2 separate regions of the Homo sapiens genome follow, and region 1 is linked to region 2. A link is a contact called in ENCODE Hi-C data. All regions are on one chromosome and are shown on one strand. The core of a region is the stretch at or near the end of the contact, and the rest is flanking DNA. Distances in the headings are between cores, read along the strand shown.

Region 1 (4,699 bases), core at 378-2,877, 33 kb before region 2:
CCTAGGCTGGTATTGAGCTCCTGGCCTCAAGTGATCCTCTCACTTCAGCCTCCCAAAGCACTGGGATTACAGGCATGAGTCACTGCACCCAGTCTGATAATAGGTTTGTATAAGTAATGTACTCTTGCAATCCATAACCCAACTCTTCTATTCTTCAAAAATGTTCTTAAAAATGCACAAAATGCTTAGCTAGGAATTACTTTCCTAATATAGTTGCAATATGGTATAGTTTGTACTGAAAGAGTCATTTTTATTTTGCTCTGGAAAGATGTTCTTCTCTTTTGTCTATGATGTAAATACATTTTTGGGCTCCTTTGGCTCTGTTTTTTTTTTCTCCCACAGAGATTCCAATTATCTTTAGATTGCATTTTTATTTTCTACATCATTCTCATCAATTTCATGCTTTTGACTTTTGCATTGTTGGAGAGGTCTCTTCTGTATTGACAATGGTAGCTAAGATTTGTCGTTGTGAATTTATGATCGACCAGACACGGGGCTAAGCACTTGAAGCATCTATTTTTTTTTAAAAAAGTATTTATACTCCTCATCATTTACCTATGAGACAAGTCATATTTTGTCTTATTTTGCAAGTGAGGAAACTGAAGAAAAGCATGCATGACTATCCTTTGCTGAATCACCCTGTCAGGGACAGAGGTGACTTAAGCACCTGCAGCTTTCTTTTAGGATCTGCATACTGGCTGATGAAACTACTTCACCAAGACCACTACGGCACCAGTGTGCTCTACCAGAGTATGGAGAGTTTTCCCTCTGTCTGATATCTCCATCTGAATTTTCTTAAATTCCTGTCTTATCTTTACTAGCCTATTTTATATTTTGTTCTTCTTAGATAGCTCTGTTATACCTCATCTTCCTTTTAATAATTGTTGCTAAGTAGATGATTCCAATAATTTCCTTCTGTCTCTGCAACAAAATTTTTTAGTTGGTCTCTGACATCTCTTTAAGGCAATGATTTCCCTGCAGTAATTGTATCTTTAGTCCTTATATTGATATGAAATGTATTCTTTGAAAAAACCAAGGCTGGAAGGCTCTCGCCTGATTTGCACTCTGGTGGGAATCATGCATATTGCCCTAGCAACCACAGCCATGCAAAAGTCCACAGGCTGAGGCCCTGGAGACTGGCAGACTCAGGAAGAATACTGGATAACTTTAAAAGGTATCCTACTTGCGGTGAGTTTTCTATTTGTTTATGAATTTTATTCCATCTCTCATTTTCACAAATAATACCTTAATGCAAGTATATAAGATAAGGGCAGACCGGAAACGCTATTACGGGTTTTCATTCCCTTCAGAAGGCTGCTAGTGGTACTGCAACTCCATGGACTAAAACTCTCTTTGATGATTGGCTGGCTGGCTAATTTGAACAAATTTGAACCTGCTTTCACTACAAAGGCCAGCTTTCCCTCTTCTTTCATCTCCTTTCCGCCTGTGGAGAAATGCATTACTGAGAGCTGTGAGCAATTGAATTTTTAATATTTGCCTAAGGACATGAGAAAGCTGGGTATTAAGTTACAATTCAAGGAACTGTGTGTCACGTAACTGCTTATTTCACAGCCTTGGATAGTTCAACGTCTACTGTTAACCACAGAGCTAAGTCAAGCATGCTCTTTCCTGGTACTACCTCCTTGTAAAGCTTCTGATGCTGGGTTATTGAGAACATAGTTTTCAAAGGTAAACATGACTAACTAAACGACCATTTTTTTCTCTGAAGAGAGGTAAAAACATACTAAACTGGCATTTGTATATTGCCATAGAGACTCCTCTACGCTTTCAGATACTCCTTTTCCTCATCTGCAATCTTGAAGTAAAAACTGCATTGCAGTTGGATATGAAACTAAAATGGAGAAATATTTAGGAAGTGCCCCCGCACAGTGCCTACCTTGTGAAAATAATCAAACGAGGGTAAGCTAATATTTGTTTATTATTATTGTATTTATTATCAAAAATAGTAAATGTACTTGATAATTTCTCTTTGAGTACACTAATGAAATAACTTAAAATGTGACAGAAAGAGAATTTATTAGGTTGGGACCTTGACTTAATAGAACCTATTATCCAGTGAATATAACATAACCTAATTAAGATATATAATATATTAACATATATATTATCCAGTGAATATAACATAACATAATTAAAACCAAATAGCCAATAAAAATAATTTAAGATTAGTCAACATAACTTCATACCAATGAGACATATGCTTATGGTGGAATCCTGTATACTTATTTGTCATTTTATTTTTTCCAGTTATGTGCATGTGCATTGGGTGAAATTGCCTTAAAGAGAAACTGACTTCTCTTTTACAATTCTTCAAAATCAGGCCAGCCTGTTTTGAGGCTCCTAGGATATCTATGGAATTCCAGGTATAATGAAATTGTTCCACAATCTTGTAATTCTCAGTTTAACTACTACTGAATAGTGACCAATATCCACACGGTGCCTTATACACAGTGCTTTATAATTTACCAAGTAATTTTTCACTTTATTCCTGCAACATCCTAATGAGATACGTGTGTGTATATATGTGTGAATATATATACACACACATCCTTTTTACGAGAAAACCAAGGACTGTAGAAGTTATGAGCTTTGCCAAGGTTATACAGCCAATAAATGAAGGACCCAAAATTTAAATTTAGTTCCAACTTCAAAGTTTATGTTTTAAACATACTGTATTTCCTTTCCAAGGTCAGTTGATTATACATATTCCAAATTATTCTAAATACCTGCTCTTATATCACGTATGAGAATCATAACACAGGCTTTATCTGTGACAATTGGTAAAACAGAAATATTTGGTCCAGCTCACTCCCCATGCTGGAAAATGACCATCTGTCTTGACTCTGGACTTCAGGTGTTGAAGTTCAGGAAATCAAAGTTGAAGTTGATTTACAACTAACCAGCTCTGGGTGAGTGACTCACAGTAACAAAGTTTACAGGATCTGATTCACACATCTACATGCCAATTCATGGTTAAGGAGCAACCTTCTTGCTGTGGGAACCAATGCTCTTTCTTTGTAGAAAGCACCTTTCTGAGTGTGTTTGTCTATGGAAGTACCAAGCTGCCAATAGAAAGTCAGGGTGCTGAGTTTGGCATCTGAGCAAAGGGACTTGCATTCTTTAAATGTGTATTTCTGGATATCTCTGCAAGTCACACAAATTAGCCTTTCTAATATTTCAGAAAAGAATTAAGGTTTATTTAGAACGAATCTTATACAAATAGTGAGTAATTAAAAGGCTGGGTAATTTCAGTGTAAACTAAATTAACAAGGAGCAACAGAAACTCTCATCCGTTGGCAGATGAAATGTGAAATGGTGCAACCACTTTGGTAGAGAGTTTGGTAGTTTCTTACAAAACTAAAGCACAGAGTTAAATATGACATGGTAATTGCATTTCTACTAATTTACTCAATTGCACTGAAAATCTCTGTCTATACAAAACATTATGATAGATAATCCTACTGCTTTAAATTCCTTTTGCTATCATTTCTGCTTATCATTAGGATTCTTATAAGTAATTTGGCAGAACAAGTGAAACTGCTTCAGAATGGAAATGTCACGCATATATTCTATAATATTACATGCTAATATTATGGTCATGCTTAGTTCAAAATGGTGGGCTTAACAGGAGCGGATATAGCAATATGAAGCTTATAGAATCTCTGCTAGAATCTTTCAATATTGATGTTTTTCAGTGTGCGTCTCAGACAAAATGTGGATAAAAAGTTAAAGGCAATGGGGGGATGTTGCAAATCCACAGCGCAAATTTTTTCAAAACTCATTCCCTTCTACATTCATTTATTCATAATTTATTTTTATTTTATGTATTTTGTTTGCTTTTTTCCTTGACATACCAGGAATGTAAGGCTAAGTTGTTTTTCTAAAAATCCTCTCAAGTAAAACAACTAATGATTAAAAATTGGTATCTGGTAATCTGACCCAGAATCTTGCCTTTTTTTCCCCCCTAGAGATGGAGTCTTACTCTGTCGCCCAGGCTGGAGTACAGTGGCGTGATCTTGGCTCACTGCAACCTCCACCTTCCAGGTTCAAGTGATTCTCCTTTCTCAGTTTCCTGAGTAGCTGGGACTACAGGCATGTGCCACCACACCCACTAATTTTGTGGATTTTTAGTAGAGATGAGGTTTCACCACGTTGGCCAGGCTGGTCTTGAACTGACCTCAGGTAATCCGCCCCCCTCAGCCTCCCAAAGTGCTGGGATTACAGGCATGAGCCATCACGCCCGGCCCTCACTTGTTTTCATGGACCTAGATTTATCACGCACGTCTATATTTGTACATCTATAATCACATACTATTTATAAGTTGTTTTTAAGACCTCTCAAAACCTTATAACAGAAGATTTCTTCCAGGACCCAATAGTGGTGATTGGGAGATCTTCTTTTTTTTTTTTTTTTTTTTTTTTGAATTCGATATTTTGGAACTTATTTATAGGCTAGACAATAAGTTACTCAGATTAACCCAGATCAATAGCACCTTGACTTGGTGACCCAGAGAATTCTAATTAGCTTTTAGACACATTTTTCTTTATCTTGATATTCAGTACATCATGTAAGTCAGTAACCATGTTAAACAAAATTAAAAGGACAAGTTATAGTTTACTTCACAGTCTATTTCAAATTCAGTTTGTGCACTAGGTCAGTTTTACAGGAAATGGTCTT
Region 2 (4,910 bases), core at 2,115-4,614:
TAGACAAATTCACATTCCCACTAGCAGTGTATAAACATTCCCTTTCCTCTACTATGAAATTTTTTCACCTCACATTTAATAAAAATGAATCCAAATAAAGCATGCACTGAAATGGGGATATCCAGCTTTATAACACATGATTCTTATTCAGGATGAAATTAAAGTAAAAGTATTAAATGGTTACTGCTTGGAGTATTTCCTACATGTCAGGCCCTCTGCTACATGATTTATCTCTATCACTATTAATCTCCAAATGACAGTGCAGGTCAATAGTTTTATTCCTACTGTCGAAGATGAGTGTCACTAGATGTACAAATAAAAATAGAGACTGCCTGGTTAAATTTGAATTTTAGGTAAACAATAAATAATTCTTATATAAGAATGGGGACATCCTTATACTAAAACATTATTTGTTGCTTGTCTGAGATCTGGGTGCCCTGTATTTTATCTGGCAATCTTACACTCAAGGCCACAATTAGAACCACTTTGCCTGATACCATCCAGCTTATTTCAGTGAAAACTCAGAATCTGACCTGTGTTTGTCTGGTTCTAAAGCTTATTTTAAAATTTTTTTTCAGCCCATTTTCCTCTAAAAAGGAAATAGGTCAATGCAAATCAGAAACGGTGGTGGATAAAAAGGCCTGATTTTTAGAGAACACATTTTTTCTTTTTTTTTCTTTTTGCACCTCAGTGATTAAAATAATGTATGTTTTCAGTGTTCTGTCCTCAATGTTGAATACTGCCCAGGGGGCTTTACTCCCTTTTTTTCTCCATGTAGCCTATGAGATAAGTATCTTTCTCATTCAAAGTTAATTCCAGATGTCTCTTTCTTTACTCTTAAACTATGAAATAATATTATTCTTTTCCATTAGCCTTTGATGATTACATCAAAACAGTAGACTTTCTCAAGGTGAGGGATTCAGTATGAGGGTTGGCTGGCCTGGCTGTGACAGGATTGGTGTGCTGGGAATGTTTGCCCTTAAGGGGGTTGCGAGACTCTTGGCATGAGTCTGTGGGACCCACTTCCTTCCTGTCTTGCGCATGAAGTCATCCCATCCAGCGACTCTGGTTCTGTCTTCTGGATGAAGAAAAAGCAACAACAACACAACAACAATCTAGCCTTCTTCTAAATTTGAGTTTTGAATCCTTTATTTATTTATTTATTTTTAAATTTTAGTGTAATTTTATTTAACTAGATAAAGCCTTCTCAAGTGTAATTTCTTTCTTTTTTGCTATGTTTCTTCCGTGGCTCCGCATAGATTTCAGATGTTTCCAAGAAACTTTCTTTACTGAGGACAGGGTGGTGGGGACATAGGGATTTTGCCTTGTGTGTTTTGTGTAGTCCTGTCCTTTCAGCTGGCCTTGGTTTACCAGTGAAAACAGGGGCTTGGCATTTGTCTTATCCATGGCCTATATCCTTGCCTTACAGTCTTATCTTTAGGATGTGTCTCTATTTAAGCCCAAATTGATGTACTTTATTCATTTGGTTTATTCATGTTTCTTTTCTTCTCCAATAAATGTTTATTGAGCCTCTATTTGCCATTCCGTGCTATGTTTGATTATGGCTCAAGCTATGTCAAGGATTAGAAAGTGTCTTTTATGAAGCACAATCTGAGTAATGTGTTCCACAAGAGTTTATCCCTCCCAGTAACCCAGAAAGAGATATGTATTGTTATTTCCCTTTAAAGGTGATAAAAGCAAGGTCCACTGTCTCATGAGTAGCATTTACCAGTGCCAGAATGAAAGCCTGAGGGGAATGACTCAAAATCCTACTGTGTCTGTGGACTGAACTCACAGCCAGACACAAAGCAATGCTCCCAAAAGGAGAGAGAAGAAAAACAAACACCAAAAGAAGATTGATTGTTGTAATTCCTTTTTATCTTGCCAACAGAATCTTCACTGAGAAACCCAAGAGGCAGGAGGGGAGACAAAAGGGTTTGTTGTGTCTTTCTCCCTACACTGTCATGTTTCCTGCCTGAGTCCTATGAGGGGACACCACCATAGAGGCCCGGTGAGGCCAGCACCATGGTGTCAAAGTCTGCCTTGTGTACCTTTGCTCATGTCACCTCTTCTTTTCTCCACTTCCAAATTCTCTCTATCCACTTCTTGAACTCTTCTTTTTAGCCCAGTTTAGCCTCTCGTATGCAAGTCCCTTCCTCTGTCCCCATTGCCCCAAGGATCCATTGCCTTGACTTGCAAGCATCTTCTTGAATTTCCTGCTAATTTGAACTGAAGAGATGGAAATGCACCTTAAAGATTGGGTGGGAAGCCAGCCATGGCAATGTCTGATGCCCAGACTTGGGAGAGTGGTTGGGTGCTGTAGGAAAGAGGTGGTTCTCGGTCCCAGTGTCAGCTTGTGTTTGGAAATGTCTGCATCTTTTATGGTTTCACTACACTGGCCAGATTCTGACATCTGATCAGCACTCCTGTCTCTGACATCTGATCAGCACTCCTGTCTCTGTTAGTTCTGGTAGCGTCAGGGCTCCCAAGGGACTCTGACTTTTCATCTTCTGCTGGACAGTTAGTGTTCCCAGTTGTTGATCTATAATCCCACTCTTGACAAGAGAAATAATAAATAATTTCTGTATCACTAAACTGTGTAAAGAATATCAAATACTAGGTAAAATTTCCTTTAATAATTTTTTATCACCTGTGCTTTATCCTCACATAATTCTTTCCATTATTTTGCCATATTATTATATCTACATTTTTAAAGGTACTACGCAATTCCTATTTTTCAGGTGAAGAAACTGGAACTTAGAGAAAATGGGTAAGGCAGCAGCACTGGGTTTTGAATCCAGACTGTCTGATTTCAGAACCTTATATCCTAACTACAAGAAAATGTATTTACTTTGTCTCGTTTGCCTATCCCAGAAGCTTCCAACTTGGAAATTTTTGGAAACTATCGTATTATAGCATTCACTGCCCTTCTCACCCAAGCAATAATTGTTTCATTGTCACGTGTGTGTAAACCAATGTGAGGCTCATTTTCCTAATTTGCAAAGTGGGATAAGAATACAGATTCTGCAGGGTTACTTTGAGTCAGAAGTTAAAAGTAAGTGAACGTGCTGTTGGAACTGTGAGTACAGACAGAGCTATGCACCCATAAATAGTGAAATACCAGATCTTTCTGCACTCAAACATTACCCATGTTGATTTATAAAAAAGAAACAATGATTTCACCCTGCTCGATCACTGCCAGGCTTGATGGGATGGTAGATAAAAAGAAAAAATAATGAAGTGTAGGAAATATGCACTTCCTCTTTATGGTTATTAATTTGTTTTTGTTTTTTTTTTCTTTCTGTGCAGACTCTTCAATTGTGAGTCAGATCATAAATCATTGCTTCACTTGTGGGTTTTGGTGGAGTCAGAGTAGATGACTTGAGAGTCTATTTGCAACATCTTTTCCCTTTACCTGGCTCTGCTGGACTTCAAAAGCCTATTTTTATGTGCAGGGTAGAATATGGAGCTGGAACACTAGGTATTCCCGGCTTATTTTTGACATCAAGCCTCTCGTTGGAAAAACCAGCAATTATTAAGAGGTTTCAGTACATTTTAAAAGCATATAAAATCAAAGTTATTCAATACTGAATCTAGGGACAACAATGTATTTGGAGATTTATTACCTCCCAACACATATCTTTTAGTTTACCTTTTTTATCCCAAATGAATTTAATTTAAAATATAATCATTATAATTATACTATATAAGAATATGAACCATGCTGCCTTGGATCAAGCAAGGTTTCAGCATTGGACATCTTCCAAGAGACTCTGAGTCAGGCACGTTCAAGATGTTCTGCAGATGCATCTCACAGGTTGATCCAGCATGCAGAGGTGCTTTAAAAAGATAACTGAGTCAGCTGGGCACAGTGGCTCACACCTGTAATCCCAGCACTTTGGGGAGGCCGAGGCAGGCGGATCACGAGGTCAAGAGATCGAGACCATCCTGACCAACATGATGAAACCCCCATCTCTACTAAAAACACAAAAATTAGCTGGGCGTGGTGGCACATGCCTGTAGTCCCAGCTACTCAGGATGCTGAGACAGGAGAATCGCTTGAACCCGGAGGCGGAGGTTGCAGTGAGCTGAGCTCGTGCCACTGCCCTCCAGCCTGGCGACAGAGTGAGACTCCATCTAAAAAAAAAAAAAACAGATAACTGAGTCATGGTGCTGTACAGCCAACATAATCAAAATGTGGGCCTTCAGCACTGAATCCATTTGGCCTTACTCAAGCCTCAGCTTTCAACCCCTTGTCTTCACCACATGTTTCCCACATACCAATTCACTCTCAAAACTTACTTCACCAGGCATGACTGACCTCTTTGGGACTTAGCATCTCAACAGTGTATTCCATTTCCTCTCTGTGATTTCTGTCATCATTCAGGCTTGAGTGACTTCTCATTACAAAATCTACTGTAGGCCATGGCCTTCACTCCTGCGTGGATGTCTCTCTGTTAGATGACCAGGGTCTTAAGCAGATGACCCACACTGACTTAGGGAGCCTGTGATTCTAAAATCAGCTGCATGATTAACTCCCGTGCTTTGACTTAGATGCAGGAGACTTTTCTTTCCAAGAGAAAGAGCAATTGCTCTAGGGAGAGTGGGAAGCCTACCTCTTCCACGGGCTAGCTGAGTGACATTGGTAACTTACTTGACATTTCTGGGACATGATTACCTAATCTGCAAAATAATATTCATTACACCTATAATCTAAGGTTGCGTAAAGATTAAATTAACTTGCTCATACTAAGTGACAGCTCTAACAGATGCTTAACAAATTTCAACACGTCTTCCTCCTTTGTAGAATATTTTGTATCACTTTTTTGGCATTTTACATGCAATGCATCATGGTTAATTATTGGGGTTGTAAATCCTTTGCAAAAAAGAATCAGGTTTTATATTTTTTA

The links. A loop is a pair of places that touch in the nucleus more often than their neighbours do. Pooled maps may share reads with other maps.
Region 1: a map of PC-3 shows a loop between it and region 2 (7-fold over the local background). The contact joins two enhancer-like sites. A Hi-C loop is called at or near these places in 4 of 168 maps with a recorded cell type or tissue (Calu3, MCF 10A, PC-3 and 1 more) and 2 of 50 pooled maps.

The regions. Positions count from the first base shown.
Region 1 is chr7:46,783,164-46,787,862 of GRCh38, reverse strand. It overlaps the pseudogene EPS15P1. Among named protein-coding and RNA genes, the nearest start is that of SNORD151, 680 kb to the left of the region's middle. Within about 2 kb of position 1,627, at least 2 of the 41 ENCODE cell types and tissues checked have a DNase peak (open chromatin) inside an H3K27ac peak, as active enhancers do; they include PC-3 and PC-9, where a contact is called at or near this core.
Region 2 is chr7:46,751,410-46,756,319 of GRCh38, reverse strand. No RefSeq gene overlaps it. Among named protein-coding and RNA genes, the nearest start is that of SNORD151, 710 kb to the left of the region's middle. Within about 2 kb of position 3,364, at least 8 of the 41 ENCODE cell types and tissues checked have a DNase peak (open chromatin) inside an H3K27ac peak, as active enhancers do; they include PC-3 and PC-9, where a contact is called at or near this core.